Linked DNA regions of Homo sapiens: region 1 is linked to region 2. The links are chromatin loops, found by intact Hi-C in ENCODE. Cell type or tissue: prostate gland. All regions are shown on one strand. Links, peaks and the distances in the headings refer to the core of each region. The heading gives the core; the rest is flanking DNA.

Region 1 (15,355 bases), core at 3,623-11,622, 88 kb before region 2:
CGTGGGTCTTGCACAGTTTCACACAGGTGGAATGTTTTCTGAGCCTGGATCCACGGGTCTTGCACAGTTTCACACAGGTGGCAAGTTTTCTGAGCCTGGATCCGTGGGTCTTGCACAGTTTCACACAGGTGGAATGTTTTCTGAGCCTGGATCCACGGGTCTTGCACAGTTTCACACAGGTGGCAAGTTTTCTGAGCCTGGATCCGTGGGTCTTGCACAGTTTCACACAGGTGGAATGTTTTCTGAGCCTGGATCCACGGGTAAGCCGATGAGTAGTGCAGAGAGAACTGGTCTGCGGGAGGAGAAAGAGGCCAGGTGGAAAGTGAGGCAGTGAGCTCTGTGGGGAGGGACAGGGTAGACTGCCCAGCGCCAGGCCTCTCTTGAGGTCAGCACTGAACCTACCTCCAACCTTTCACCTTACTCGCTTGAGGGCTGCCTGGCCCTGTGACAGAAAGGAGGCAAGTGTGCAAAGTGCTCTCACAGAAACACCATCGCCCCCTGGTTCCTTCTAGGTTCGGAAATTGGTTTCCCGGCTCACAGACAGCAATTTCTCATTTTGAAAGCCAGAATTCTAGATACTCAAAAGTTGCTTGTCTTGAATGCTTTGGACCAGGGGTCAACCCGCTGTTTCTGAATGTCACCAGATGGTAAATATTTTAGGTTGCACAGGCCTTTCGGTCTCTGTCACAGCTTCTCAACTTGGCCACTGTAGCACAAAAGCAGCTGCAGACAATCAGTGGAGGACCTGGTAATCTTCCAATAAAACTTTAAGAAACAGGTGGTAGGCCTGGTTTGGCCCACGCACTGCTGACCCTTGCCTTACACAAATCTGGGAGAATTTGGATCAATGCTTGTGAAAAATCCCTGCCAAGTGCAGACTGAATGTAACTATTAATTTTGATGTGTGTGTGTGGAAAATATTAATCTCCAAATCATTTTAAGAGTAAGTGTTGCCAGCATTGGCAACACTTGCTCAGGCTCAAACTTCAAATTTCTCCCTTAGGCCTACAAGCACAGGCATGTGTGAATTTCAGCCCTTCCGTGCTTTAGTGGTGCGACCTCAGGATAACCAAGGCAGTGCAGGCTAATTGTTAAGAGCAAGGAACCAAGAGTTGAAGGGTTCTAACTCAGATTTGCCACCTGCTAGGTGGATGACCTTGAGCAACTTATTAATACTTAACAGCTCTGCACCCTAGAGTCCTTGTCTATAAACTTCAGTCAATAAATGTTCCTACTGTAGCAGTGTTTTGCAAGGATGAGATAAGACAGGACGTGTAAAGTACTCAGCACAGTGTCTAGAAAGTGCTAAGTTTTCCAAAACTATTTGCCATCTGTCATTTGGTAAAGTTGGGAAAACACTTAGCAGAGTTCCTAATGCATAGCAAACTTTCAGTGAATATTTCTTCTTCCCTTTTTGTCGGGGAGGGGAACAGGGATCAAGGAGTTTCTGGGCAGGCTGGAGTGCAGTGGTGCAATCTCAGCTCACTGCAGCCTGAACCTCCTAGGCTCAAGCGATCCTCCTACCTCAGCCTCCTGAGTAGCTGGGACCACAGGCATGCACCACCACACCTGGCTAATTTTTGTATTTTTAAAAGAGATGGGCTTTCACCGTGTCTGAGACCAGCTGGGCAACTCCTGAGCTCAAGCGATCCTTCCGCCTCGGACTCCCAAAGTGTTGGGATTATAGGCATGAGCCACTGCGCCCTGCCTGAAATGAATCTTGTGGCTGGTCGGGGATACAGCAGGAGTTTCCCTAGGAGGGTATTCTTAACACATCCACGCTGAGCTCCTGGTGTGAAAAGGAGAACTTACCTACAGAATGTCATATATCAGATTTTATTGGTACGTTGCCATGTATCTCTAAAAACCATGCTGCAGAGGCTGCTTGGGAAGTGGGATGGAGCTGGGATGGTACCGCCAGGATGTCAGGTCTGGAGACAGGGTTCCAGTGCAGGCTGCATCCAACACGGGCACTGGGAGCTGAAAGGGTGGGGGACATTCCCCGGGAGTTTCCTCCACCCTCTCTTCCTTATTGGATCATCCCCATCAGCACAGAACCATGCTAGTATTTCTTCCATCTTTAATTTTTTTCCCTTTTCTGACCTCACTTCTTCCTCCAGCAAAACCCCTCCAAAACACTGTACTTTCTGCTTTTTTTTCTTTTTTCTTTCTTTTTTTTTTTTTTTTTTTGAGACAGAGTCTTGCTCTGTGGCCCAGGCTGGAGTGCAGTGGCGCAATCTTGGCTCACTGCAACCTCCGCCTCTTGGGTTCAAGGGATTCTCCCGCCTCAGCCTCCCAAGTAGCTGGGATTACAGGCGCCTGCCACCACACCTGGTTAAATTTTGTATTTTTAGTAGAAACAGCGTTTCACCATGTTGGCCAGGCTGGTCTCGAACTCCTGACCTCAAATGATCCGCCCAGCTCGGCCTCCCAAAGTGCTGGGATTACAGGCGTGAGCCACCGCGCCCAGCCTCTTTCTGCCTTCTTTTAAAACTTCTCCATTCAGGCTTTTTGTCGTCAGCCACTTCACCATAACTGCTCTCATCGAGGCCATCAGTGGTCTTCATGTTGCTAAATCAGATCGATTCTCCTGTCCTTGACCTGTCCGCAGCACTGGTCTGGTGTATCACTTCTGCACTTTCAGGCTTTCCTCACTTGGTTTCCTGGACACCCACTCCTGGTGCCCCTCTTCCCTCAGTGGCTGCTTCCTTCTCAGTCTCCTTTGAGGGTTCCCCCGCTCTCCACATTCTCTTCAAGCTGGGGTGCCCAGGGGCTGGCCTTCGACATATTTCTCGGACCTGTGTTCACTCTTTTGATAATCTTACCCACTCTTACGGTTTTACATACCATCTATTTACAAATTTGTATCTCCGACTAATTTGTTGTTGGAGACCCCACATCTTGAATCGGATGCATGGATCTCATCACCTACTCAGCACCTCCCCTTGCATGTGTCTTTGGGCATCACAAACGTGACACGTCCATCCTGAGCACCTTGCTCTCACCCCACTCCGGCTCCCACCTGTCCATTTCAGGTGCCAACAGCTCCATCCCGCCAGTTGCTCAGGCCACAACCCCCCGTTATCCTGGCTCTTCTTTCCCTCACACCACAGGTCCAGTCCATGAACAAATCCTGTGGGCTCTCCCTTCAGAACAGATCCAAAATCTGACCACTTCTCACCACCTCTGTTGCCACCACACTGGTTCAGGTCACCATCCCCTCTCCAGAGGGTTGTTTCCAACATTTGCTAACAGATATCCCTGGCATCGCCTTGTCTTGCGGTCTCCTCTCAGCACAGCAGCCAGAGTGATCCTCCTAAAATCTAAGCCATTAGGTAACTCCACTGCCTGAAATCCCCCATGTGTCCCCGCCTCACTCAGAGTACAAGCCCAAATCCTTACTGTAGCTCTAAGACCCTGCACTTTTGGCCTCCAGCTCTCTCTCCAGCCTCCTCTCCTACCCTCCCTTCCCATTCCCCCGCCTCCCTCTGTTCCCGGCACGGCGCCCCACCTGCGGCCCCCTGAACGTCGCAAGCAGGTGTTTGCCCTTGCTGCTCCCTCCATCTGGAATGCTCTTCTCCCAGACACCCTCACCTCCTTCACGTCTTTGCTGGAAGATCAGCCTCTCAGAGAGGCATGCCCCGATGATCCTATTTGAAACTGTGCTCCTGCCCCATCCAACAATTCTGTATAACTCCTTCCCAAACTTATTTTTCTCCCCAACACTCATTACTTTATAATACACCGTAACACTGATTTACTGTGTTTCTTTTCCGTGTTCCCCTGCCTCCACCTTGAGAATGAAAACTTCGTGAAGGCAGGATTCATTTTGTTTACTGCTTTTCCCCAGTGCCTAGAACAATGCCTTTTTGGTTTTGGATGGATGGATGGGTGGATGGACAGATGGGCTGGAGGCTCCCTACGCTTTCCAGCCATTGCTAACAACCATGGGGTGGTCTTCTGTGGAAACACCCATTCTTCCACTGTTGCCTTGTTCTGTGATGAGAAGGAGTCTGCATGCACTCAAGCAACTAACAAAGCTATTAATAAATGAAGACCCGCTGACTATGAGGTTGTCCTTTTTGGTTGTTGTTGTTGTTTCGAGACAGAGCCTTGCTCTGTCACCCAGGCTGGACTGCAGTGGCGCGACCTCAGCTCACTGCAGCCTCTGCCTCCCGGGTTCAAGCGATTCTCCTGCCTCAGCCTCCCGAGTAGCTGGGACTACAGGTGCCCGCCATGACGCCCAGCTCATTTTTTGTATTTTTAGTAGAGACAGTGTTCCACCGTGTTAGCCAGGATGGTCTCAATCTCCTGACCTCGTGATCTGCCTGCCTCGGCCTCCCAAAGTGCTGGGATTACAGGCGTGAGCCACCGCGCCCAACCTCTTTTTTTTTTTTCTTTTGAGATGGAGTCTCCCTCTGTTGCCAGGTTGGAGTGCAGTGGCACGATCTCGGCTCACTGCAACCTCTACCTCCTGGGTTCAAGCGATTCTCCTGCCTCAGCCTCGTGAGTAGCTGGGACTACAGGCACCCGCCACCACACCCAGCTAATTTTTTGTATTTTTTAGTAGAGATGGAGTTTCACCACGTTGGCCAGGCTGGTCTCAATCTCCTGATCTCGTAATCTGCCCACCTCGGCTTCCCAAAGTGCTGGGATTACAGACGTGAGCCTCCGCACCCGGCTGAGTTTGTCCTCTTTTTAAACATTTTATTTTAGATTTGATGTAAATATTTATTATCTATATTCCTTCTATTTTATAAAACTGTAATGTGCATAACTGAAAACTTGAAAAACACAGAAAGGCAGAAAGAAGAGGGGAAGGAATCACCAAATTTACCTCTAAATAAACAGCTGCATTGTGACCTTGCTGTATTCCTTTAAGGGGTTTTGTTTTCCTACACACAAGTTTGAGAGATGTGTTTCCCCTTAGGTAAAAGGTAAGAAAGTCCTTGCTCTTTTCCACCTAATAATACAATCAACATTTTCCACGTTAACCCAGTCATTGAGTGAGCATCATTTCTGACAGCTATGTAGTGTTTTATCAAGTGGATGAATATTTTGTATGTAACCAGTTCCCTAGTGTTAGAACATTTTAATGGCTCCATATTTTTCATGATTATAAATTATGCTACAGTAAAGGGATAGTTTTCTCTCAATAACAGCTTTTCTCAAATCATTAACTTGTCATTGCAGGGCCCTGGAAATGGAGAATGGATCTTAGCTTGAGCAACAGTCTCCATGCAAAGGTGTTGACTTGCAGAGTCATGACAGATGACAGGAGGGAAGAGGGGGAGGAGTGGCAGGTGATAGTTTAAAACTTTTTTCATTTTCATTATAAAGGTACTATGTAGTTACATACAATTTGGAAAATCCATGAGTTTGGAATGTGTCCCGGCTCCAGTCTTAATTAACATGAACACGTAGGTCTTCTTGGCCTCCAATTCCATCTGTACACACAAAAAAGCCTGGTCTCTTGCAAATTTATCTTCCACCCCAGGTATTTCTGGAGTCCCCAGGGGTTACCACAGACCATTGCAAGTTTGCCTTCTATTATCATTGCTGCTGGTTTTATCATTGCCACTAGAAGTTTCCCTACCCCCAGTATTCTTCAGGGAAGACTTGCATTTTGCCTCTGTTAAATCAAGGTTCAGTGGTGACAGGGTGACCAACTAGGGTATAAAAAAAAAAAAGAAAGGAAATAGTTTACTCACTTCTGCAGCATCTTAGGGATCCCACAGTGGGTTCACTTGAGCTCCCACATATTACAGGGCTGGGCGAGGTCATTCTTCACTTTGCACACCTAGTACTTTTCTGTCTTATTCACTGCTAGGTCTGGCATGATGCCCGGCACAGAGGTGTGCCCAATTGAGATTTGTGCATTGATTAACTTCATGAATGAACGAATGGCCCATCTGGCAGGAAGTACAGAGAGAGCTCAGTGATCTCACTGACTGGCAAAGGCACCAGGTGGCGTGGCAGGTGGCCGGATGGAAAGGTAGCAACAACCTCTGTCCCCGTTAGGCCCTCCCTCTCTTTCCCTGAAGCCCACCCACCCAAGGAGGGGTTACTTCACTGTCAGGGGTTCCCACAGCTCCTGGCTTCCTTGCGTCCCACTTACCTCTTCTCATTGTCGGTGTCTTCCCGGGGCCTGTCTCCCCTTTCTTGCTGGTGCTGGTGGGGCTGGCTGGTGGCCAAGCATCCTTGGGGCAGAGACTGTCCTCTTTGGTGTCCTCAGTGCCACGCCAGGGCCCAGCCTAGGCTGGTGCTCCACAACAGGCCAGGGGAGAGGTGAGCGAGACCCTGTGGAACATGAGTCCCTGTGTCTTACAACTTCCAAGAAAGAGATCTGCCCCTGGACGTTCAGAAGCTCAAATATGTCCCCAGAGAGCAAATTTCTATTGGCTTTGAGAAGAAGAAAACCCCTCCCGCCCCAGGGCAGTGGGTCCCAAACTTGGCGGCACCGCAGAATTACCTGGAGATCTTTAAAAATGTCTAAAGTCGGCCGGGCGCGGTTGCTCACGCCTGTAATCCCAGCCCTTTGGGAGGCTGAGGCGGGTGGATCACGAGGTCAGGAGATCGAGACCATCCTGGCTAACACGGTGAAACCCTGTCTCTACTAAAAATACAAAAAATTAGCCAGGCGTCGTGGCGGGCGCCTGTAGTCCCAGCTACTCGGGGGATTGAGGCAGGAGAATGGCGTGAACCCGGGAGGCGGAGCTTGCAGTGAGCCAAGATGGCGCCACTGCACTCCAGCCTGGGCAACAGAGCGAGACTCCGTCTCAAAAAATAAAAAATAAAAAACAAAAAAAAGGTCTAAAATCCAGGTCATATCCCAGACCAAATAAAGCCCAGTCCCTGGGGGTGGGACCCACCCACTCATCAGTATTTTTTGCAGTTTCCAGATAATTCCAACATGCAGACACATTTGGAGCCACCTCCTAAGTCCTCGGCCCATCACAGGCCCCACTTAATGAAAATCTGTTGAATGGACAATGAGTGAATGAACATTTGAGCCTTCACATCTTCGGCAAACACTTATGTGTCCTTTTCCCGGGTTTCAGGTTGTGACCTTGCTACCGCGTCATTCTATTAAAGATGAATCTCGAAATTCTCCTTTATTTTTTGGTAGCAGTTTTCTTGTTTCAGTTTTTATATCTAGGAATTTAATTTCTCTACATAGGAGAGTCTAGAAATGTAAACTACTTTTCAAATAAAAATCCTTTCCCAACTCATTTGAAGTGCCGTTTTTATCACGCAATGCCACATTCACGTCATTCAACACGTATTTCCGGCACACTGGCTATGTGCCAAGCACTGCTAGGTGCTGGGGATACTGGTATGGACAAGAGGGACACAATGGCTCAGCTGTCGCCACCCAGACTGATAAACTGGCTCATCTGATCTTGTGGCCTCTACCCAGGAACCGGCTCAGCGCAAGAGGGCGACTTCGACTTCCTATGATGTCATCTCCAGTCCCAGCAACCAGCACTGCTCACTCCCTGGACCCCTATCCGCCAAATTATCCTTCCCTGCCAGAGCCTGCAGACCACAGGAGAGGCAGACAGGGAGCACCCCCACAAACACACAAATATGGGATTTCAAGAATTTATGGTTATTTATGGTCAGGGCTTTGAGAGAACAGAACGCAATTCTGGGAAGAACAGAGGGCGCCTAGTTAATGTCAGGGGTGTGCGGCAAGTCCTCTCTTTGCAGAAGGGGCAGCTGTAGTTATGCACTGATGTGTCCGTTTAGCATTCGTCGCCCCCCACCCTCATGGTAAGCTTTTAGAAGAGCAAGACCACGTCCGTGTTATTCGCTGCCTTCCTACCTTCTGGTTTAACCACACGGGATCCTCGAACAGCCCTGCCCCGGGAGCTGGAACAGGTCTGGCTCGCCTTCTGCGGCAGGTGCCGGTGGTGCTGGGTGAGCCGGTCCAGCTCCTGCTCCAGCTTCTTAGCAAGTGCTCTCAGTTCCTCTGCTGTCTCCGTCCTTGCCCCATCCTCCAGGTGCTTCCAGCTCTGCAGGAAGCTGCTCATGTCTTTCATAAGTAAGAAGCCAGCCCCAGCAGCACCCATCACCCAGGCACCATTGGTCATGGCCAGAGTTGTGCCCTCAAAGGCTCTCTGCACCCCTCTAGCCGTCCAGAAAGGGATGTGTCTCTTGGCCACAAAATTCTTGACCATAGCCATGAAGCCAGAGTTGGATTTGGCCATCTGGTAGGCATGAAGATCCTTGATGCCCTGGATAGCTTTTACACACTTATTAACACAAAAGCCAGCAGCCTCGATTTCAGACCAATTTATTCCTCCGAAAGCCTCATGTGATGTTGTCAGAGGCCCCAGTCGGCTGGCTTTGTCTCTTGCTGCTGAATTGCTTCTATTTTCTAAGACATTTGTTACTATGTTGGTGATGGCAGCTGCTGCCCCCAACCCTGTCCCAGTTGCTGAGAGCATGAGACTGCCTCCTGCTGTCACAGGTGCTAGGGCCAAACCCAGGATGTTCATGACCCCAGAAACAGCCCCGGAAGAGCTGGCCACCAGGCTGGTCTTGGTAAGCAACTCGTGAGTGGTGTCAACTTGGTCCGCAAGGGTGTTAAGTTCTTTGATGTTCTGTTCTAGCTCAAACTTGTGCAAAGGAAAATATGAGAGAAACAATTTTTCCTCCTCTGACAGATTTCCATCTGGCATGGAATCTTTGTCACATCGCATCAGCTCTTCAAACAGAAAGTAGGACAGCATACCAGCCTCATCACTGTGGACAGTTGACATCAAATTGTTAATTTTCCAACTCTGGCACAGGTTCACGAGTGAGGCTAAAGACATCTAGGCAATCTGAGCACTAAAATGTGTGCAGGAGGCAGAGCCCTGAGAATCGAGGTACAATGTCGAAACCACCTTTGCAAAAATTCTAACAGTGGGGAAATTACAGCAGTGAAAGGGGTCTGACCTAACCGGCTTCATCTTGCTTCTAACCTCCAAGCTGTTCTCGTTCATTCTTCTGGGCATAAGCTGAACTAACTTTGGGAAGAACTTAGTTTATAGTTTAACTTTGAAACAAAGATGATAACAGCCCTTTCCCAGAAACAAACCCCCTTCTTGCCTAGGGACCAGACTGCCTTTATAGGACTAAAAAACTGGCCACAAGATTAGAAATTATAGTTTAGGTGTTATTCAGCCAGAGGCCACAAGATTCTAAACCTCCCCAATTGCTCCTCGAGATAACATCACTATTGTAAAACCTAACATGAGTGCTCGAGATATTTTTCAGACCCTGCACTCAATGGCTCAGCTGTCGCCACCCAGACTGATTAACTGGCTCATCTGGTCTTGTGGCCTCTACCCAGGAACCCGCTCAGCGCAAGAGGGCGACTTCGACATCCTATGATTTCAGCTTCAACCCCAGCGATCAGTACTCCTCACTCCCTGGACCCTTACCCACCAAATTATCCTTTAAAAAAAAAAACCAGTCCTGGCCAGGCGCGGTGGCTCACGCCTGTAATCCCAGCATTTTGGGAGGCCCAGGCGAGCGGATCACAGGGTCAGGAGTTCAAAACCAGCCTGGCCAATATGGTGAAACCCCATCTCTACTAAAAATACAAAAGTTAGCCGGGTGTGGTGTAGTCCAAGCTACTCGGGAAGCTGAGGCAGGAGAGTCGCTTGAACCAGGGAAGTGGAGGTTGCAGTGAGCCGAAATAGCGCCACTGCACTCCGGCCTGGGTGACAGAGCAAGAGTTCATCTAAAAAAACAAAACAAAAAAACAAAACAAAAAACCCAGTCCTCGAATTTTTGGAGAAACCGACTTGAGTAATAATAAAACTCCAGTCTCCCATTCATCTGGCTCTGCATGAATTAAACTCTTTATTGCAATTCCCCTGTCTTGATAAATCAACTCTATCTGGGCAGAGGGCAAAATGAACCCACTGGGCTATTACAATGTGGGCAGCAGACAGACAGACAGACAGAAGGTCCACTCTGGCCTGGAGCCCTGGGTGGGGGTGGCCGTGTGTTTTTAGCAGGAGCACAGTTCAAACTACCCCTATGCAGGCCTAGGCTGATGGCTTACTATTCCATTCATCCACAAACAGCTCTCTTCTAAATGTATGTGGATACAAGGCCGGGCACGGTGGCTCACGCCTGTAATCTCAGCACTTTGGGACACCGAGGCGGGTGGGTCACCTGAGGTCAGGAGGTCAAGACCAGCCTGACCAACTTGGTGAAATCCCGTCTCTACTAAACATACAAAAATTAGCCAGGCACGGTAGTGGGCGCCTGTAGTCCCAGCTACTCAGGAGGCTGAGGCAGGAGAATCACTTGAACCTAGGAGGCGGGGAGGTTGCAGTGAGCCGAGATCGCGCCATAGCACTCCAGCCTGGGCAACAGAGTGAAACTCCGTCTCAAAAAAATAAAATAAAATAAAAATAAAATAAATGTATGTGGATACTGATGTGATGAATAAAATGTAACTTAAAAGCTTTACTGACTTTGGTCACCAAGTCTTTTCCTAATAAAGATATACATACATGCATACATTTATAATGTATACATATATAACAAGTTGTCACCAATTTGATTAAAAAACAGTACCAAGAGTGTATGGAGCAGATGCTTTGATCTTCTTTCTTTTTCTTTAAAAAAAAAAAAAAGGTGGTTGCTTGAAAATTGTGGTTGCTTCTGGGCAGGGAACCTGGGACATCGGGAAACAGGATTTAAGGAGACCCATTTTTTTTTTTTTTTTTGAGACAGGGCTTCACTATATTGCCCAGGCTGGCCTCGAACTCCTGGGTTCAAGTCATCTTCTCCAGCAGCTGGGACTACAGGCGCATGCAACCACACCTAGCGACACTTACTTTTTACTATTTGCCCTTTTGTTCCTCTTAACTTTTGTGTCAAATGCATGTATGATAATTTTTAAAAATTAGTAAAAGAGTCTACATTTCCAAAGCAAAAGTTTGGGGATCTCCAAGAAGACAACCACAAATCCCCCTTCCACGGGAGAGGGCTCACTGTCATTCAGTGGGACAGTGTTGAATATTTTGAAAACAAAGTAGAATTTTTTTGTTTGTTTTGAGATGGAGTCTCACTCTATTGCCCGGGCTGGAGTGCAGTGGCGCGATCTCGGCTCACTGCAACCTCCGCCTCCAGAGTTCAAGCCATTCTTCTGCCTCAGCCTCCCGAGTAGCCGGGCATGATGCACCACCATGTCGGGCTAATTTTTGTGTTTTTAGTAGCGACAGGGTTTTGCCATGTTGGCCAGGCTGCTCTCCAACTCCTGACCTCAAGTGATTCACCTCCCCTCGGCCTCCCAAAGTTTTGGGATTACTGGCATGAGCCATCACGCCCAACCCAAAGTAGATTTTTAACAAAAGTGTGGTCACACTTAGAAATAGTGAGATCTACTCTGGCCGCTTGTTAACAGGCAAGTGGGGGGAGCTTGTAAATCTTAAGAAAAAGTGAGGAAAAGGGAAAAAAGGCACAACTGGGAAAATCCTCTCCACTCAAACTTTTCCTGTAGTTCGAAAAAAGAATCACCATTCAATTTTCCTGTTGAATCATTTTGGCTCAGTATCTGGAACTTCAGAGTTCTGCAAGACCTTTGAGAATCACTGTTCTTAAGTACCATTTTCTTATGGAATTTGGGGTTTCCAGCGTGTGTATTGCTGAACTATGGACTGTATGTGTGACTTTCTACAGCACGTAACAGGGTTTGACTTGTATATCCCTTAGGCTGGTTCTGGCCTGTCTCCTAATTGAGCATCTACAAGAGACTTGGCTTGGGTTTGATGGATAGTGAGAGAGGATCTATGGGAAAGGATGCAAGGCTGTGGGCAAACTGTACTTGGACCAAGGAACCCCACGGCCTCAAAGGAACTGTTGACAACAGCCTTAGAATCCTCTGCTCCTTAGCCAAGGCCATCAGCAGCCTCAAGTGGACCAGCCCTGGGTCCCTCCCTCCTCCCTCCTGGAGGAAGCGGGAGGGGCCTTCTGACATCCTTCCTCATCTTCAAGTCACTCTTTTAAGAAAAGACTTCATCAGGGCTTAAGGTGAACATCTCTGTAAACCTAGGAGTTCAGTGCCCCCTCTCCAACCTAAGTTTTAGAACTATGAGATGTTAGAGCTGGAAGGCCCTTCCAGATCGCCTTGTACACAGATGGCAAAGAGGCATAACCTCCCCGCTATTGTTAGTGAGGGTGTCTAAAGCACGGGAGAATCACGGTGACACATCTAGGCTCTTTGGGAAAGAGTGCTGCTGTGACCTAGTGGGTGCCCTCTAGGCACAACACAGAAGATAAATAGTATTCTGCCACATTTTTGCCATCAATGAGCCCAGTCCCTTATTTATAGAGAAGCAAACCAGCTCCAAAAAGGAGGGACATTCCCTGATTACAATTGAGTTAGTGGTGGAGTTAGGGTAAGAACCTAGGGCCGGGCGCAGTGGCTCATGCCTGTAATCCCAGCACTTTGGGAGGCCTAGGCAGCCAAATCACTTGAGGTCAGGAGTTCGAGACCAGCCTGGCCAACGTGGTGAAACCCTGTCTACTAAAAATACAAAAATTATCCAGGTGTGGTGGCGGGCACCTGTAGTCCCAGCTACTCGGAAGGCTGAGGCAGGAGAATCACGTGAACCTGGGAGGCAGAGGTTGCAGTGAGCCGAGATCGCGCCACTGCACTCCAGCCTGGGCGACAGAGGGAGACTCCATTTCCTGAAGCCTCTAGTCTGCCTCAACCACTGGCTGATTTTCCCCAAGATAGGAAAAATCATCCCTTTCCCTTTACCAAAGGAGGAGAGGTTAACATTGTACAAGCACATAGGAAGGGCCCCTGTTAACTCCAGTCCATGCAGCATGCATTGGCCAGTAGCCAAAGTCAAGGACACGGATAAGAAAAATGGCTGTGCCTGTGCCTGAAAAGTCAATGCCTTTTTTGGGGAGCTTTCTCAGACTTAACGGGAGCACTGGGGGGAAATCTTGACAGTGGAGGTGGGAGAGAGAACAGTAGAGGGAGGCTGGGCCAAGGACACAGAGAAGTCAATAACTGTACCTGTGTCTGAAAGCGCAGGCAACCCATTTGCATGACGCATGAAGATTTTATCTTTAGGCATTTGGTTGCTATAAATTGCGGGAGCATTGCAACCCACTTTAGAGAACCTTATGGACACTTTGGCAAGAGTTAAGTGCAACCTCTGTTAGGCAGCAGAGTTTGTTGTGAGTCTATTGCTGCAGCTGAGCTCTGTGGGAGAGTCTGAATGCCCAGGCCAAGGCAACGGAAAGGGAAGTCCCAGGAGCTTGGATCTCAAGGCAAGACTCAGACATTATCATGGGTTGGGAAAGGGTGAAGGCAGACCCAGGAAGGAATATTCCTGGATTGGGAGAAAACCAGCAAATTCTGCTTCTAGGATTCCATTGCCCTCTAAGCCATGTGTCTGGGCATCTATCAGTATACCAATGTACTTACCATTACCAAAGGATTTTTTTTTTTTAAATGAAGCCCTGCTCTGTCGCCCAGGCTAGAGTGCAGTAGTGGTGCAATCTTGGCTCACTGCAACCTCCGCCTCCCGGGTTCAAGCAATTCTCCTGCCTCAGCCTCCCATGTAGCTGGGATTACAGGCATGCTCCACCACACCTAGCTAATTTCTGTATTTTTAGTGGAAATGACGTTTCACCATGTTGGCCAATCTGTCCTTGAACTCCTGACCTCAAGCGATCCGCCCACCTTGGCCTCCCAAAGTGCTAGGATTTCAAGCGTGAGCCACCGTGCCTGCCCTTACCAAAGGTTTTACATTTTTTTTACTAAGATATTTTTTATGCGGATGTGTACATTTTATCTTTTTTGCATATCTCCAATTGCACATGAGACAACATGAGCAACACTTCAGCCAACTTGGTTGGAACCCATTTGTATGTTTCATCCTATGAAGGTGGCTACAGATCTGGATATTAACAATCAGATTTTATTCCTTCATTCAAATACTTATTGACAGCTGGGCACGGTGGCTCACACCTCTAATCCCAGCACATTGGGAGGCCGAGGCGGGTGGAGCATTTGAGATCAGGAGTTCAAGACCAGCCTGGCCAACATGGGGAAACTCCATCTCTACAAAAAATATAAAAATTAGCCGGGCGTGGTGGCGGGCGCCTGTAATCCCAGCTACTCGTGAGGCTGAGGCAGGAGAATCACTTGAACCTGGGAGGCAGAGGTTGCAGTGAGCCGAGATCGTGCCACTGCACTCCAACCTGGGCAACAGAGAAGAGACTCTGTCTCAAAACAAAACAAAACCCAAATACTCATTGAGTGCTGGGTCTGTGACAGACACTGTTTTGGATGCTGGGATTGTGGCCATAAGCATAACAGCCTGTTCTCTGCCCTCACGGAACTCAGGTTCTGGGGACTTCCCCCAGACCTCACCTCCGTAGATTACCTTTCGAAGCCACATTTCTTTACAACCTTCTCCCAAGCCTGGAGATGGACAAGGATCAGGGACATTTCTTCTTGAGTCATCTCAGCCCGAAAAGACATAACAGTGCTCCGGGAAAGTTGGCTGTCTAATTACAATATTGGAGAATTAGAAAAAAAAAAGAATACAACAAAAATCTTAATGTCTCAGAAATGTCACATGATTTTTGTCTAATGATTTTAAACAAACAAACCATGGGAATGCCCAAGGTTGACTAGGATGCAATAAAACTGGAAATCGCTTAGGCTTCTAGTGGCAAAGTAGATTGGTAAAGCACTTTTGAAATGTTGACGTTATACGTTAATGATATGGGAGCAGGCAGGGAAGTGCTGCTTACATAAAGGCATGGTCCCCGGTGAGGGTTCCACCCTCGGGCCTGGGCCCATGGATCTAAGTGAGGACAAGCATTTCTGCTTTCGCTCCCAAATGCTGCATTTTCTAAGACCACTCTGGCCCGCCATATCCCCACCTAACAGGCAGACACACACAAGTAGCTGGACATCGAGAGGAACACACAGGAAGAAGAATACACCGGCGGATGCTGACAGGTCATCCACGGCTGAATGACATGGAATTTAGCCAAAGGCAGTTGGAGGAGAACCGCTGAGTGGCCCAAATCCAGGGGAAGACCACCTTCCCACTCCATCCCCTTTCTGGCTCCCCATCCATCTGCTGAGAACTACACTCGATAAAACCTTGCACTCACTCTCCAAGCCCACGTGTGATCCAATTTTTCTGGCATACTAGGGTTAGAACCCTGGAGTACAGAAATTAGACCCTCTGCTTTGTCCTTCCGATAAGCTCACTGGGGCTCGGGAGCTGCAAACACTCAACCCTAGATGGGGCTGCTGTGGGGTCGGAGCCCACGCTCCCCAAGACCTGCCGGTCCGCATGCTCCCCCT
Region 2 (15,355 bases), core at 3,420-11,419:
GAGATTGTGCCACTGCACTCCAGCCTGGGCGACAGAGCGAGACTCTGTCTCAAAAAAACAAACAAACAAACACACACACACACACACACACACACACATCTTTGGGTAAAGTCTCTCATTTGGGGGTGAATGTTCAGGCAATTTAAGTTCAAATTTTCTATCAGGGCTTTTTATGTTTTCTGAAAAGTTTGCCTCTCATTGAGGCTGCAGTGAGCTGAGATTGCACCACTGCACTCCAGTCTGGGTGACAGAGCAAGACCCTGTCTCAAAAAAAAAAAAAAAAAAAAAGAAAGAAATTTGCATGCCTCGGAGATGGCACCTGGGGGCAGGGGCTTGTGCTGGCCCTCTGGGGTTCCACTGGCCCACAAAGAGGGTCCTTTGTGACCCTTCCAGCAGGCATTGCTGGCTCCTGGACACCTGGGTTCTGGTTTGCCTTGGCACCTCTCTGAGGAGCTGCAGGTTTTCTGTGTTGCAGCCACAACCAACCCACTCTGGGCTCAGGCTGTCTGCCTCCCAGAGAGCTCATCACGCCTCGGCCCAGTGGCCCCTGGCACAGGCAGGGACCATCCGTCCTGGGATGGGGGAAAGGCCTTGAAGCACACTTTGACCCTGAAATTCTTGGATTCTAGAAATTTCTTTTCTTCTCTCTGGCTACAGCATTTAGGGAGAGTTTGAACCTAGGAGGCGGAGGTTGCCTAGAGTTTGAGCAAATGCTGCCCTGAGACTGCAATTTGCCAAATGTAGCAAAAGTTCTATCGTGGCCTCCATTGCTTTGCCTGGAAGCAGTTTCAGGATCCTGGGAGCCCAGGCCAGAGCGAAGCAGGGAAGCAGCCATTACAAGGGGAGAGTGGAGCACTGAACTTGAACCCAGGACCACCAAAAGGGCCAGGCCTCGCATGGCCACACCCTTGTTGCTTGGCGTACAGCAACTAACCCTCACCCACTTCCATCCCATCTCCTTCCCGGGGTTCTTGTGAGGAAGGTTTTTGTTCGTTTGTTTTTTGTTTTGTTTTGTTTTTTTGAGACAGTCTCGCTCTGTCGCCCAGGCTGGAGTGCAGTGGTGCGATCTCGGCTCACTGCAACCTCTGCCTCCTAGGTTCAAGCAATTCTCCTGTCTCAGTCTCCAAGTAGCTGGGATTACAGGCATGTGCTAATACGCCTGGCTAATTTTTGTATTTTCAGTAGAGATGGGGTTTTGCCATGTTGGCCAGGCTGGTCTTGAACTCCTGACCTCAGGTGATTCACCCGCCTTGGCCTCCCAAAGTTCTGGGATTATAGGTGTTAGCTATCATGCCCAGCGGAATGAGTTATCTTGACAATGGTAAAGGTTGATGCACGCACCAGGTGCTCTGGCCATCATTACCATTTTTGTATACACAGGACTCATCTTTTTTTTTTTTTTTTTTTTTTTGAGACAACGTTTCACTCTTGTTGCCCAGGCTGGAGTGCAATGGCACGATATCGGCTCAGTGCAACATCCGCCTCCCTGGTTCAAGCGATTCTCCTGCCTCAGCCTCCTGAGTAGCTGGGATTACAGGCGCCCACCACCACCCCCGGCTATTTTTTTTGTATATTTAGTAGAGACGGGGTTTCACCATGTTGACCAGGCTGGTCTTGAACTTCTGACCTCAGGTGATCCACCCGCCTCGGCCTCCGAAAGTGCTGGGATTACAGGCATGAGTCACCGCGCCCAGCCCCAAGGATTCATCTTTCATGAGAGATCTGAGAGAGCGAGAGAGGGGATGTCTCTTTCTTTCTACCCTGGATTAAAAATGAAGATGTCTGGCATCCTGGGTTGGAGGGATGGGAACTTCCATGTGCAGAATGTTACATGTGGAGCACGTGCTCGGAATATTTCACTCATCATCGCATTTTATCCATATGCTCCTTCTATGAAGCAGGGAGCACAAGCCCAATATATAGCTGCCAAGACTGATGTTCATGGGTCCAAGGACCTCATCCAAGATCACAGTGTCTGACATGACTAGGGTTAGGCGTAGAACCCAAATGTGTCTACCTCCAGTTCTTTGCACTAAAACACATCACAGAAGTCCACATCTCTGCTCTGTGGCTGAATGATCAGTGAGTTTGCAAACTGCTCTCCTTGTGGTAGCCTGGCCAGGGGTGGGGTGGAGGTGGGCAGGGGCTGGAACAGGAGGTACAGGTTGTGCAAGAGGCAAGGTTAGTTGGCATTTTGGTTAGCAGGTTGCAAGTGACACATCATCTTGGAGCAGTGTAAGCAAAAACAAGGAAGCCATTTATCCAGCTTGGTTGTTCTTATACTGCAAGTCACAATTTACAGTGTCATGAAATCAGCTTAGTGGGTCTCAAGAAATAATAAAGGGAAATGAGGTTGGACATGGTGGCTCATGCCTGTAATCCCAGCATTTTAGGAGGCTGAGGCTGGAGGATTGCCTGAGCCTAGGAGTCAGACCAGTTTGGGTAACATGGTGAAACCTTGTCTCCACAAAAAAATGCAAAAATTAGCCGGGTGTGGTGGTGCGCCTATGGTCCTAGAGACTGGTGTGTGTGTTGAGGGGATGGGGGATGGGGGGTGCTGAGGTGGGAGGATCACTTGAGCCCAGGAGGTTGAGCCTGCAGTGAGCTGTGATCGAGATTGTGCCACTGCACTCCAGCCTGGGAGACAGACCATCTCAAAAAAAAAAAAAAAGACAGACAGAAAGAAAGAAAATGAAATGAGATAAAGTAAAAAATATCAGAGTATATCATACATAATAAGGGTATAAGTAGTGTTTCATGGAAATTATGTCCATATAGTGATGATGCACACACTTACGTGTGTGTGTGTGTGTGTGTGTGTGTTATGGATTGCACTGTGAAATGGGTCACAGATAGAATGCTCGAGAGCTACTGACCTGTTCACAGAATCAAAGGAAAACCCAGAAGGTTTCAGGCAGCTCCAGGTTCAGGGACCAGGAGCCCCACTGTAGCTCTCTCGCTGTCTCTCTCTCTCTTTCTCTCTCTCTCTTCCAGCCTCATTCTGTCCCACTACAGGTGGGCTTTTTCCATAACAGAAAGAAGAGAATTTCAAGTCTATTACAATTCATGTCCTTCTAGTTCCTGGATTGGAGATGCAAGAGCATTTTCCCCACCAGATCCAGTAAGAAAATTCTTTGGAAAGGTCTCTCTAGGTTAACCTGTGTTCCATATCCCACTGGTCTCTGTGGCTGGGGTTATTTGGTTCTCTGATCCCTCAGTCCAGGTTACATTACCTCTCCGATAACAAAAGCAGTATTCTAGTATCCAGAAAGTCCTCACTGAGCCATGAGGTTGGAGGGAGGTAAAAAGGGTACCCAATAAAAGGGGTGCTCTTCTGTAGGAGTCAGCTGGCGAATGCCCTCTCTGGGGGAGGGGGTGTCAGGTATTAAAGGGCTGGCTACCTCTGATGTGGCCCAGAGACCCCCGATAGCGTTTTGTGAAGTGGCATGTTCCTGGCAGCTGGTCTTCCAAGGTGGGAGCCTCTGGGTGCCCTGAGTACCCTGGCTTAGCAGCCACTCTGCTCCAGCTAGAAGAATCCATGTTAGGATTTCCTATAACCTCTCTAGGCTTGGGCTTCCCATCACTCCACATGCATCACAGAGAATGGGCCCCTCTGGCAATTGCCCTCCACGACCATCGGGACTCCCTCTTTGCTGGGCTGAAGATGGTGTTATCTCCCCCAGAGGCTTTGTGTCTGTACATAGGGAACTGCTGGACATGCTCCAGGAAGCCTCACTGTGGCCAAGGATGAAAGTCCACAGGCCATCTGAATCTGTGGCTCCAGGAAGCCTTGCTGTGGCCAGGGATGAAAGTCCACCAGGCCACTGAGGAGCAGCAGACCTAGTTCTGCTCCCACTGTGGCTATGGACATGCTGTTTCCCCTGCAAGTGTGGGCAGCTGGGCTCTGGCTGGCTAGCCAGGGATCCCCTGTGACCTCATGATGCTCCAGAAGGGAGTGTCTTCCAGCAGGAGGAGCCTCAGCCTTCAGGAATGAGTGTGGGACAGGGCAGGCTCCCCTTGAAACACCAGGGCCCCTCCCTCTCTAAGCCTCCATTTTCACATCTGCAAAACAAGGGGATCTCCCTGGATAAGTCAAGGTCCTTTTCTTGGCTGTGATCCTATGACCCTTAGAATCTACCATTCTGTGATTCTTGCTGAGATGCTATGATTCAAAGAGTATTTTGCATCTCTGTCGCTTTGTATCCAAGTCTTATTTGCTCCCCAGCCCTGTGGATTGTTTTTTCAGACTGCCCCTTGCATCCCAAGAAGGCCAATCACAAAAAATATACATTGGTTTTGACACAGGATTTTTTCTTGGTCACTTTGCAAGCCGGGGACCTCTGGCCGGCAATGCCCCACCTGGGCCTCTCTTGGCCATGCTACCTGCTGCATGAGATGGCCTGCTCAGTCGGCCCACCGTGGTTGAGTCTGGCTTGTGTACCAGTTCCCGAGTTCTTGTCCTGCACCCAAGAAGAGTGAGGATACACTGACAATTGAAGAGTGAGCAAGGTGGGGAGTTTTATTGAGTGATGAAACAGCTTTCAGTGGAGAGGTGACACGTGGGTGGCCCCCCTATCCAAAGGCAGGAAAGTTCCTCCACTGTGGCTGAGTCTGGTCTTTTATAGGCTTAGAATGGGGGAGGGGCAGGCTGTAGGTAGTATTAGAAAAGGCAACATTCCACTGCTACAAAGCATTATTCAGAAAGAATCAATCGGGAAAGGGTGGGCAAACAGGAACAGATGTTCTCACTCTGGGTTGAGGGTTTCATCCAGGACCAGAAGTCTGGTCTTTCAGCCTTCAGGCTGTGTTTTGGCTTGAAGGTAGGGTTTCACCAAGGACCTGCCCCATCTGCCTGGTCCTTTGGCTGCCTCCTGTTGCTCTCAGTGTCTTCCCTCACTCTCATCCTGGCCCCCTGCCTTATCTAAGGGACTTAGCTTCAGTGGCAATGAGCTTAAGCTCTCCCACCTCTCTACCCATTGCTAGGTGACATCAGAGCAGGACCTACATCTTTTCTCCTTGGCAGTTAGCACCTAGCACAGTGAACCTTTGTTGACTCCGAGGGACCTAAATTTCACAGCTCATAGTAGGTCTGGTTCAAATATAATGAGTTGGAGAAAATCGCATGCACCAGAATCCCAGAGAGGGTGGGGGCCTGTGGAGGGGTGGGGCTTGGCAGCTAAACTGAGCAGTCCTCCATGAGCAAAGCAGGTAGGACAGAACACAAGCTCCAGTCCTTAGGAGAAGCAGTTTTTGGGGCAAGAGGGCAAACCATAGCATCTGACAATGGAGGAGGTGTGGAGCCGGGAAGAGGCCAAATGGGCCAGAAAGCACTGGCAAGTTGTGGGACCAGGGCAGAAGCCACAAAGCAAATGGGGTTTTATTTGGTTGTTGCTGCCTGGCATCCAGTCAGGATGGTCTCCCTATGGCCCTGGGATGCTGCCAGCTCCTTCTGACTGTGGGCCTGGATACTCTACTGTGGCCCTGAAGAAGGGCTGGTTAGGGTTAGGCTCAAGGCAGTGCCTGGTGACAGCCACATCTGGGCTGCCAGGAGGTCCCACACGTTTCTGCATTTAAGGTGAAGATTATTTTTCTTTAAGTCTCTAAAATTCTTAAAGCTTAGATTCCAAAATCCCATGGGAAAGAAGGCAAGTATTTGACTTGACACAGAACTACTCAAATTCCTATCTTATCTTGTGCTGTGCAGAGCTCAAGGGTTACTGTCTAAGGACAAGGCAAATTTGCAGAGAGGCCAGGAAGTCTTCTGAATTAAGGGGGAAGAAGTCGGCTGGGTGCGGTGGGTCACACCTGTAATCCCAGCACTTTGGGAGGCCAAGGAGGGCAGATCACCTGAGGTCAGGAGTTCGAGACCAGCCTGGCCGACATCGCGAAACCCCGTCTCTACTAAAAATACAAAAATTAGCCGGGGGTGGTGGTGGGCACCTGTAATCCCAGCTACTCAGGAGTCTGAGGCAGGAGAATTGCTTGAACCCGAGAGGCGGAGGTTGCAGTGAGCTGAGATCGTGCCACTGTACTCCAGCCTGGGCGACAGAGTGAGACTCCGTCTCCAAAAAAAAAAAAAAAGAAAAGACAAAAAAAAAAGAGGGAATAAGTCCCCTCGCTCCTTCCCTGTAGATGACCAGAGCAGGAGTCTTGCATCGATGCTGAGATGGACAAGGCTCCTATAGCCCCTACAAGCAGCTTGTCCCCCAAAGATCTGTACCACTGACCTGTGCTCAGAGCGCCATGGAGAGGGGAGCACACATGACAAGAAGGGGCCTAACAGGCATCTGTCCTTGGCGATAGGTGTTATGGGCTAATCTTAGGTTATTTTATTAGGGCAAGAACATACCTCTTTTGTTTCCCATTGCGGACCAGCACTGAATGCAGATGACGACATCAGATGAGCTGATCTCTCCACCTCTTTCTCTTAGAAGTTCTTTTTTTTTTTATTATTATTATACTTTAAGTTTTAGGGTACAGGTGCACAATGTGCAGGTTTGTTACATATGTATACATGTGCCATGTTGGTATGCTGCACCCATTGACTCATCATTTAACATTAGGTATATCTCCTAATGCTATCCCTCCCCACCTCTTAGAAGTTCTTCAAACCAATATTGACATGGTCTGTAGTCATTCCCTAAGGTGTGGACATGAATTCTGATTTGCACAGAAAAGCAAAGCCCTGGGACTGAATGGCGCTGGCGTGATGGCTGGGGAGAAGAGAGAATCTTCTAGCAAGGATAAGCTGAGGGCTGGGAGTCCTATGAACTTGATTACAGAGATGCTTGCCTTTATTTATACCTCAGGCTCATAATGAATGGTGCAATAGCAGTAGCCATCTTTGCTGGTCTTACTATGGGCTCTGCGATCATTGCTATATGTGCTCAGGTTAATCATTTTTTTAAAAAATGTATTTTATTTATTTATTTTTTGAGACAGAGTTTAGCTCTTATTGCCCAGGCTGGAGTGCAATGGTGCAATCTTGGCTCACCGCAACCTCCGCCTCCCGGGTTCAAGCGATTCTCTGGCCTCAGCCTCCCCAGTAGCTGGGATTACAGGCATGCACCACCACTCCTGGCTAATTTTGTATTTTTAGTAGAGACGGCGTTTCTCCATGTTGGTCAGGCTGGTCTTGAACTCCCAACCTCAGGTGATCTGCCCACTTCAGCCTCCCAAAGTGCTGGGATTACAGGTGTGAGCCACTGTGCCCAGCTGGTTAATCCTTTTAATAACTCTAAAAGGTCAGTCTGCCATTGTCCTGTTTTACCGATGAGAGGAGTGAGGCTTGGAGAAGAAAACTGTGCCCAAGACTAAATGTTCAGCAAATGTCGGAGCTGGGGCCTGAGCCCAGGCAGACTGGGTTCCGAGGCCAGAATCCTAACCATACTGCCGTGAAGTCTCTAAGAGCCAAGGATTTAGAGTCAGAATTAATCAGTTTAAATTTTGTGCAGTGTTCTCTTGTTCTCACCAAAGAGAGCAGGAAGCATCTCCCGAGAAGAAAGTGACCCAGAGAGCAGGGGGACCTCAGTCCTCTCACCATTCTCATTGCGTCTGGGGCTGACTCTGGCCTCTGCAGAGCAGTGGACGAGAGCAGCGACTCTGTGATCAGGGTGTGACATGGCCTATTCACCAGAGTGAGGCCTGCACGCCAGCCAGGGCCCCAGGCACCGAGCCATCCGGGAAAGGAAACTCCCTCCCATGATGACATTCCCAGTTACTCTTGAGCACAGACAGTCTCCAGATGTTTTTTTCACTGAACACATTCCCAGAGAGTCTTGGAAACCCGGGGCAGTGCGGGGCTGGAGGCAGAGCACTGGTCCAGCGTCGGGAGAGCAGGGCAGTCCTTCGGCTGCCCAAATGTACCGTGGCTCCTGAGCAAATCCATTCTGCTCTGAGCCTGCGTTTTCCCATTTACAGTGGGTTGAAGAGTGACCCCAAAACGTGATGTCCAAGTCCTAATCCCCTTCACCTGTGAATGTGAGTTTACTTGGAAACAGGGTCTTTGCCGATGTAATTAAGGATCTTGAGATGGAATCATCCCTGATTTAAGAACAAATCCAATGAAAATGTCCTTAAAAGAGACAGAAAAGGAGAGCACACAGAGACACACAGGGAGGAGGGCCATGTGAAGATGGGGGCAGAGCCTGAAATGACGCAGCTGCAAGCCAAGAATTGTCAGCAGCCACCAAACACTAAAGGAGGAATGGAGCACATTCTGTCTCAGAGCCTCCAGCAGGGCCAACCCTGCTATACCTTGATTTCAGGCTTTCGGCCACCACACTTATGAGAGAATAAATCTCTATTGTTCTAAGTCACGAAGCTGTGGTCGTTTGTTACAGCGGCCCTGGTAAACTAATGCACTGTCTCTGAGAGCATTGATGAGGTCAGGAAGCCTCCTGTTGGGTAGAGGAGCAACTAAGAGACTGAACTTGGCCCCCACCCTGAGGCTCACAAGTGAGTGGAGAAGCCAAAGCCTGCACAAGATCACTGCATTTCCAGCTCCAGCTTGACGCACCTTCTGCACCTAAACCCAGGCTTCCCAGGCTGGAGTGGGCTCCCAGTCTCGGGGAGTGGCCTGGCTGCCTTAGGGTGGGGTGGGAGGATGGAAACTCAAACATAGGGAAGGATGAGCCCCTCAGGAACTGCAGGGGACAGAGCAGGGTGGGTGGGATGTCAGCTCTGACAGGGCCACCCCCAGGAAGCTCAGATCTCCCACTGGGACAGGGAGCCAGGGTTAAGATTCCATCTGAGCCAGCATCTTTTCTAGGGACTGCATTGGCTCTGCAGAGGGGCTTCTGGGCTTCAGGGATTTCAGCTCGGGGGGTGCTCTGGTGAGAGCAAGGGCTGCTGAGAGCAAAGCCTAGCCCCATGCAAAGTGCTTTGCAGGACTCAGAGGAGGGGATTAAGAACCCGTGGGAACAAGGAGCCGCACAGACCAGTCAGGTGAGGTTGCAGCAGGGTCATCAGAGCCTCCGTTTCTTCACCTGAAAATGCACATAGCAAACCTTGCCTTACAAGGGCTTTATGAAATGAAATGAGCTGCTGTGTGTAAAGCGATTGCTGTACTGTTTGGCCGAAGCTTTGTTATTGAAAGCATTGCTTTCCTTACAGGCTTGAATTGCACCTGAGTTCCAAAGGAGAAGTTGACATTCTTCCAGAACATATGCCCAGTGTCTTCAACTTGAGATGGAGCTGGGATGCCAAGTCTGCAAATGTGGGTTTTGGGCTTGGACAAGCCTGGGTTTGCATCCCAACTCTGCCCTTTGCTGGGACTGTGGCCCTGGGAAAAATGAGCCTTTCTGAACTTTCCTGATGGCACTCATAAATGGGAGACAGTATCGATGTCAGGCTGTGAGCATGCATGCTGCACATAGTAGGTGTTTAATGATGTTTCTCAATAACAAATGATTTGAAATAAAGGCAGCTGTGTGAAGCACTGATAGTAAATGTGGCCAGGGGCACAGATAGCAGGCAGCTGGGAGGGAGGGAAGAGGGTCTGCTTCTTGAGGGGTGATCAGGGAAACTATATTAGTAGGAATGTTTTTGTTGTTTTTGTTGTTTTGTGTTTTTTTGAGATGGAGTTTCGCTCTTGTTGCCCAGGCTGGAGTGCAATGGTGCGATCTCGGCTCGCTGCAACCTCTGCCTCCTGGGTTCAAGCAATTCTCCTGCCTCAGCTTCCTGAGTAGGTGGGATTACAGGCATGCGCCACACACCTGGCTAATTTTGTATTTTTAGTAGCGATGAGGTTTCTCCATGTTGGTCAGGCTGGTCTCGAACTCCCAACCTCAGGACATCTGCCGGCCTCAGCCTCTCAAAGTGCTGGGATTACAGGCATGAGCCACCATGCCCGGCTGGTAGGAATGTTTTGATTGCAAGTGACAGAAATCACTTTTGGCTCATGGAATGTGACTGTACCTTGAATAAGTAAGACATACTTTTACGTCAGGGCCTTTCTTTATATTTGCTATTCCCTCTGTTGAAATGCTTTCCCCCCACCCCGCAAGGTATTTCTGTAGTTCTCTCCTTTATCTCTTTGAATCTTTATCAAATATTTCCTTTATCTCACTGAATCTTTATCAAATCTTTATCAAATACATTTAAATTAAATTTTAAAGTACATTTTAAGCCAGACGCAGTGGCTCACTCCTGTAATCTTAGCGCTTTGAGAAGTCTGAGGCAGCTGGATTACTTGAACACAGGAATTAAAAATCAGCCTGGGCAACATGGTGAAACCCTGTCTCTATAAAAAATACAAAAATTAGCTGGGCATGGTGGCATGTGCCTGTGGTCCCAGCTACTTGGGAGGCTGGGGTGGGAAAATTGCTGAAGCCCAGGAGGCTGAGGCTGCAGTGAGCAGAGATTGTGCTGCTGAACAATTCAGCCTGGGTGACAGAGTGAGATTCTGTCTCCAATAAATAAATAAAAAGTAAGGGCCGGGTGTGGGGGCTCACGCCTGTAATCCCAGCACTTTGGGAGGTCAAGGCAGGTGGATTACGTGAGGCCAGGAGTTTGAGACCAGCCTGGGAACATGGCAAAACCCCATCTCTACTAAAAATACAAAAATTAGGTGGGGTGGTGCATGCCTGTAGTCCTAGCTAATCAGGAGGCTGAGGCAGGAGAATTGCTTGAACCCAGGATGCAGAGGTTGCAGCGAGCCGAGATCATGCCACTGCACCCCCGCCTGGGCGACAGAGTGAGATTCCATTTTTGAGACAGAGTTTCACTCTGTCTCAAAAAAAAGAATCTCCCACTCTCTGCTCAACATTCTCTATGCTTCTTCTCTACTTTATTGCTTTATTTTTCTCCATAGGATTTATCATCTAACATGCTTTCTATTTTTATTATTTATCTTATTTATTGTGTTTCTATCCATCCCCTCGTACTATTGTGTAAGCTCCATTTGGTTGGATCTTTGACTTTTTTTTTAACTGCTGTATTTTTACTATTTAGGACTGTGCCTTGCACACAGTAGGTGTGGTATTTAACTTTATGTGTCAACTTGACTGGGCTTTGGGATGCCCACATATTTTGTTGGACATTATTTCTGGCTGTGTCTGTGAGGAGGTTTCTGGAAGAGATTAGCATTTGCATTAGTAGACTGAGTAAAGCAGATGGTCTCCACCACGTGAGCAGGTATCATCCAATCACTGAGGACCTGAATCACACAAAAGGGTGGAGGAAGGGGAATTTGCTCTCTGCCTCACTGCCTGAGCTGGAACATTTGTCTTCTGTCCTCAGACTGGGCTTTACCCCATCTACTCCCAGGATACTCAGACCTTCAGACTCTGGCTGAATTATAACACTGACTTTCCTGGGTCTCCAGCTTGCAAATGGCAGGCTATGGAACTTCTCAGCCCACAATCACGTGAGCCATTCCTTATAATAAATCGATCTACCTAACTCTCCTATTGGTTCTGTTTCTCCAGAGATTTCTGATGAATGTAGTAGTCATTCAATAGCTATTTGTTTTGGTTTGTCTTTTTGAGATGGAGTCTCGCTCTGTTGCCCAGGCTGGAGTGCAATGGCATGATCTCGGCTCACTGCAACCTCTGCCTCCCGGGTTTAAGCGATTTCCAGCTAATTTTTGTATTTTTAGTAGAGACGGGGTTTCACCATGTTGGCCAGGCTGCTCTCGAACTCCTGACCTCAAGTGATCCACCCACCTCGCCGTTCCAAAGTGCTAGGATTGCAGGTGTGAGCCACTGCGCCTGGCTTCAATAGCTATTTGTTGAATGAACGAATGATTTAGCAGGAAGGTCCAGAGTGCAGTTGGCTTTAGGTAGAGCTGGGTCCTGTGATTTAGAAAAAATCATCAGGGCTCCATCTTGCTGAACCTCTTGGCTGTCCCCTGTCTCTGTTTGATTTGGTTCTTCAGGCCAGGGGCCACCTGCAATCCCAAACTCACATCCTTGCTACATGGCAACGTCCTTCCAAGAACTCTATCAGAAAAGTCTCAGGGAAGATTCGGCTTTGTCTGGCTTGACCATGTGTCCATCTCTGAACTTCAGTTCAGAAGCAAAGTCACTGTGGTCAAGAGGCAGGGCGAGCCAAATGCAGCAAGTTCCTAATAGGGAAGAAGGGGAGGGTGCTGGTGAAACAGACACAACAAAAGACAACAACAGAGGGCTTCCTGGAGGGCGTGTCCTTTGTGTCAGGGCTTAGAGGGTGGTTAGGATTTGGCCATGATGTCAGAGCTTTCTACAACTGGATCCTGCCCACCTGTCTAGCATCACCATCCATCTCTTACCGCTCTGCACCCTATGATTCAGCCACTCCCTGCCCTGAACCCTGTTCAAGTTTTCACCCTGCTGTGTATGTATTTGTCTTCTTCCCCGTAGCTAGTACTCCCTTCTTCAGCAAACGGAGTGATTCTCCACATCCTTGAAGATCTGGGCGCCACACCCTTAGAGAGACACATCCATGATCCCAGGCACATGCTTACATAAGCACGTCCAGGCACACTGCACACACACACACTCTCACACATACGCACACACACACGCACACACTCTTGCACACACGGGCTCACATGCACACACGTGTGAACACAAGCACACATGCACACACACTAACACACACGCACACACGCACTTACACACGCACACACACTCACACACGCACACACACTGACACACGCACTCACATACATGGACACACGCACACACTGACACACGCACACACTCACATACATGGACACACGCACACACACTTACACATGCACACACGCACACAAACATGCACAGACACATGCACGCACACACACGCACACACGCACCCCCCCACACACACACATGCGCTCTCTCTCTCTCCCTCTCCTCTCATTTCTCCCTTCCTTCCTTCATTATAAACTGAAAAGCAACACTGCCTTTCACCCACCCAGGCAGTGTGTATATTAGCAGAGTAGAAAGAGACCCCTAGTCTCCAAATATCTCCCCCACATGTTGGCTTTGGCACCTGAAATTCAGTCAGTGTTTGTTCCCCTACTATGTGCTGGCCACTATGTTTGCACTGTGGCTGTCATGCCTGATACAGAAGAGGTACTCAATAGGTATCGCTGAGTGAATTCATGAATGAATTACTGCATCCATCAATCAATGAATAAAGACAGTGTTTCCTCCCACAGAGCTATGACAAGGGCCATAGTTAGTATCCTGCCAGGAAGAAGGGGATGGGGCCTGCAGGGAGACGTCTACTTGGAGCTGGGGATCTTGGGGAGCCTCCTTGGAGAAGGTGCCCCGTGGGGAGGCCCTCAGTGCATGGGCTTTGCACAGCTGGGGAGGGTGGAAGCAGATGAGTCCACAGGGCATAATGCCAGAGTGTCAGGGAGTCCAGTCTACAGCAGAATAGGAGTAAAGGGTCCTTCCTCTGGGGCTGAATATCAAGCCTTTCCTGGCCTTTGTTGAAAGAAAATTCCTCAGGTCAGGGGCGGGAGAAGGGTGAATTTCCCTCAGTTACTACTAAGACAAACTGTGAGGAAAAATGATACACAAGACAGTTACTTTTTTTTTTTGAGACCGAGTCTCACTCTGTTGTCCTGACTAGAGTGCAGTGGCACAATCTCAGCTCACCGAAACCTCCGCCTCCACGATTCTCTTGCCTCAGCCTCCCGAGTAGATGAGACTACAGGTGGGCACCACCACGCCTGGCTAATTTTTGTATTTTTAGTAGAGACAGGGTTTCATTATGTTGGCCAGGCTGGTCTCAAACTCCTGACCTCAGGTGATCCGCCCACCTCGGCCTCCCAAAGTGCTGGGATTACAGGTGTGCATCACCAAGGCTGGCTAATTTTTTTTTTTTTTTTTTTTTTTGAGATGGATTTCACTCTTGTCACCCAGCCTGGAGTGCAATGGCGCCATCTCAGCTCACTGCAACCTCTGTCTCCTGGGTTCAAGTGATTCTCCTGCCTCACCCTCCTGAGTGGCTGGGACTACAGGTGCCGCCACCACGCCCAGTTAATTTTTTGTATTTTTAGTAGAGACGGGCTGTCTCTACTTTAGTTGGCTGGGCTGGTCTCGAACTCCTGACCTCAGGTGATCCACCCGCCTTGGCTTCCCAAAGTGCTGGGATTAACGGTATGAGCCACCGTGACTGGCCCACCCCCAACTAATTTTTATATTTTTAGTAGAGACAGGGTTTCATCATGTTGGCCAGGCTGGTCTCGAACACCAAGACAGCTACATTTTGAAAGAGGGACATGTGGAGGGAAAATTCTAGAACACAGGGTGCATTCCTCCCAAGGTAACAGCCAAGCCGAAAGTAGAACAGAATCCTAGGCCCTTGGGGAAGGGGTCCTAAGTGTTTGCATCCTCACAAGTAGCCTGCTTTACAGTTTACAAAGCACTTTTCCATCCATTATTCACCTGTCCTGGGTGGAAGGCATTTCCTTTATTCAGCAATTATTACCAAGTACCTCCTAGTTAAGATGGTCATGAGGACTAAATGAGCCACTGCTTATAAAGGACTCAAAGCTACTGGACCCAGACAGGCCAGTGGTATGTGCTTAGGGTGTGGCGCCCCAAGTGGTGGTGGTGAGGCTGGCATTGTCATGAACTTGGCCCTGAACTGAGCAATGGCAACGCAAGATAGATACAGTACCTGCCCTCGCCGGCCTCACAGCTCTTATTCACTCATCATGTAACAGGTAAAATTTTAAATCATTTCAACGCAGATGTTTTAAAAATGTGTTTTCTTTATTATCTATAATTGAGACCAATAGCCCATGTGTATTGAGTGCTTACTCCGTACGAGGTATAGTTTTAAGTATTATAAGTAGTTCAGATTTCACAACACCCTCTGAGGCAGGTTCTAATTACTGCTATTTGACAGATGGAGAAAGGAGGAACGGAGGGATTAAGTAACTTTCTCAAGGTCACACAGCAAGCAGTGAAACCAGGATTCAAATGCAGGTAGTCTAGCTCCGGAATCCACACCCTTGACCACTGTAAGACACTGCCTCTTGTTTTTAAGCTTCTCTCACTGCAGCGTGTCAGGGGGCAACTTAGATGAGCCAACAATGGCATCTTAGTCTTCCTGGTATATACTCAGTATTTCAGTTTCCTCCTTTGGCTACCTCCACACCTACTCCTCTCCAACATGGTGCTGGATAGATGGGAGGAGAGCAAAGGCGGGAAGATGGGCCCTTGGACAGGTGTGCAGATGCTGGGGCGTCCCCAGGTCCCTGCTCTCTGCTCCAGGATGACTGTTTTGTTCTGGGGACCTGGACGCCTGCTGAGGTGTACCTGGTCCACCGGGCCTTCTGTGGTCTTGTGCTGTCAAGTTCATGGCCAGGACCTTTTGCGTCTACGTGCTGAATCTTTGGGCTCAGAGCTCTTTTGTCTCAATTCCCAGTTTT

The links. Hi-C counts contacts between places; a loop is a spot of excess contacts. Peaks named below come from ENCODE experiments on the same cell type or tissue, not always from the same donor. Only the 100,000 strongest peaks of a DNase experiment are listed, where the experiment ranks them.
Region 1: it touches region 2 in a loop (2.6-fold over the local background); 30 of 110 quality-filtered maps call a loop at or near these places.

What each region holds. Positions count from the first base shown.
Region 1 is chr22:35,719,668-35,735,022 of GRCh38, reverse strand. APOL5 (apolipoprotein L5) reads right to left here. Exons shown (of 5, transcript NM_030642.1): 2 at 14,369-14,455; 3 at 7,829-8,812; 4 at 6,119-6,300; 5 at 5,540-5,669. The coding sequence ends at 6,125. Among named protein-coding and RNA genes, the nearest start is that of APOL5, 9.5 kb to the right of the region's middle. In prostate gland, for the core only: no CTCF peak of the experiment used is centred there; no DNase peak of the experiment used is centred there.
Region 2 is chr22:35,630,968-35,646,322 of GRCh38, reverse strand. LOC284912 (a long non-coding RNA gene) reads left to right here and starts at 8,389. Exons shown (of 4, transcript XR_001755514.1): 1 at 8,389-8,457; 2 at 9,115-9,376; 3 at 14,830-14,909. RefSeq lists enhancers at 7,220-7,719, 7,720-8,221, 12,036-12,165. In prostate gland, for the core only: no CTCF peak of the experiment used is centred there; a DNase peak (open chromatin) is centred at 7,667; H3K27ac peaks cover 1,438 bases.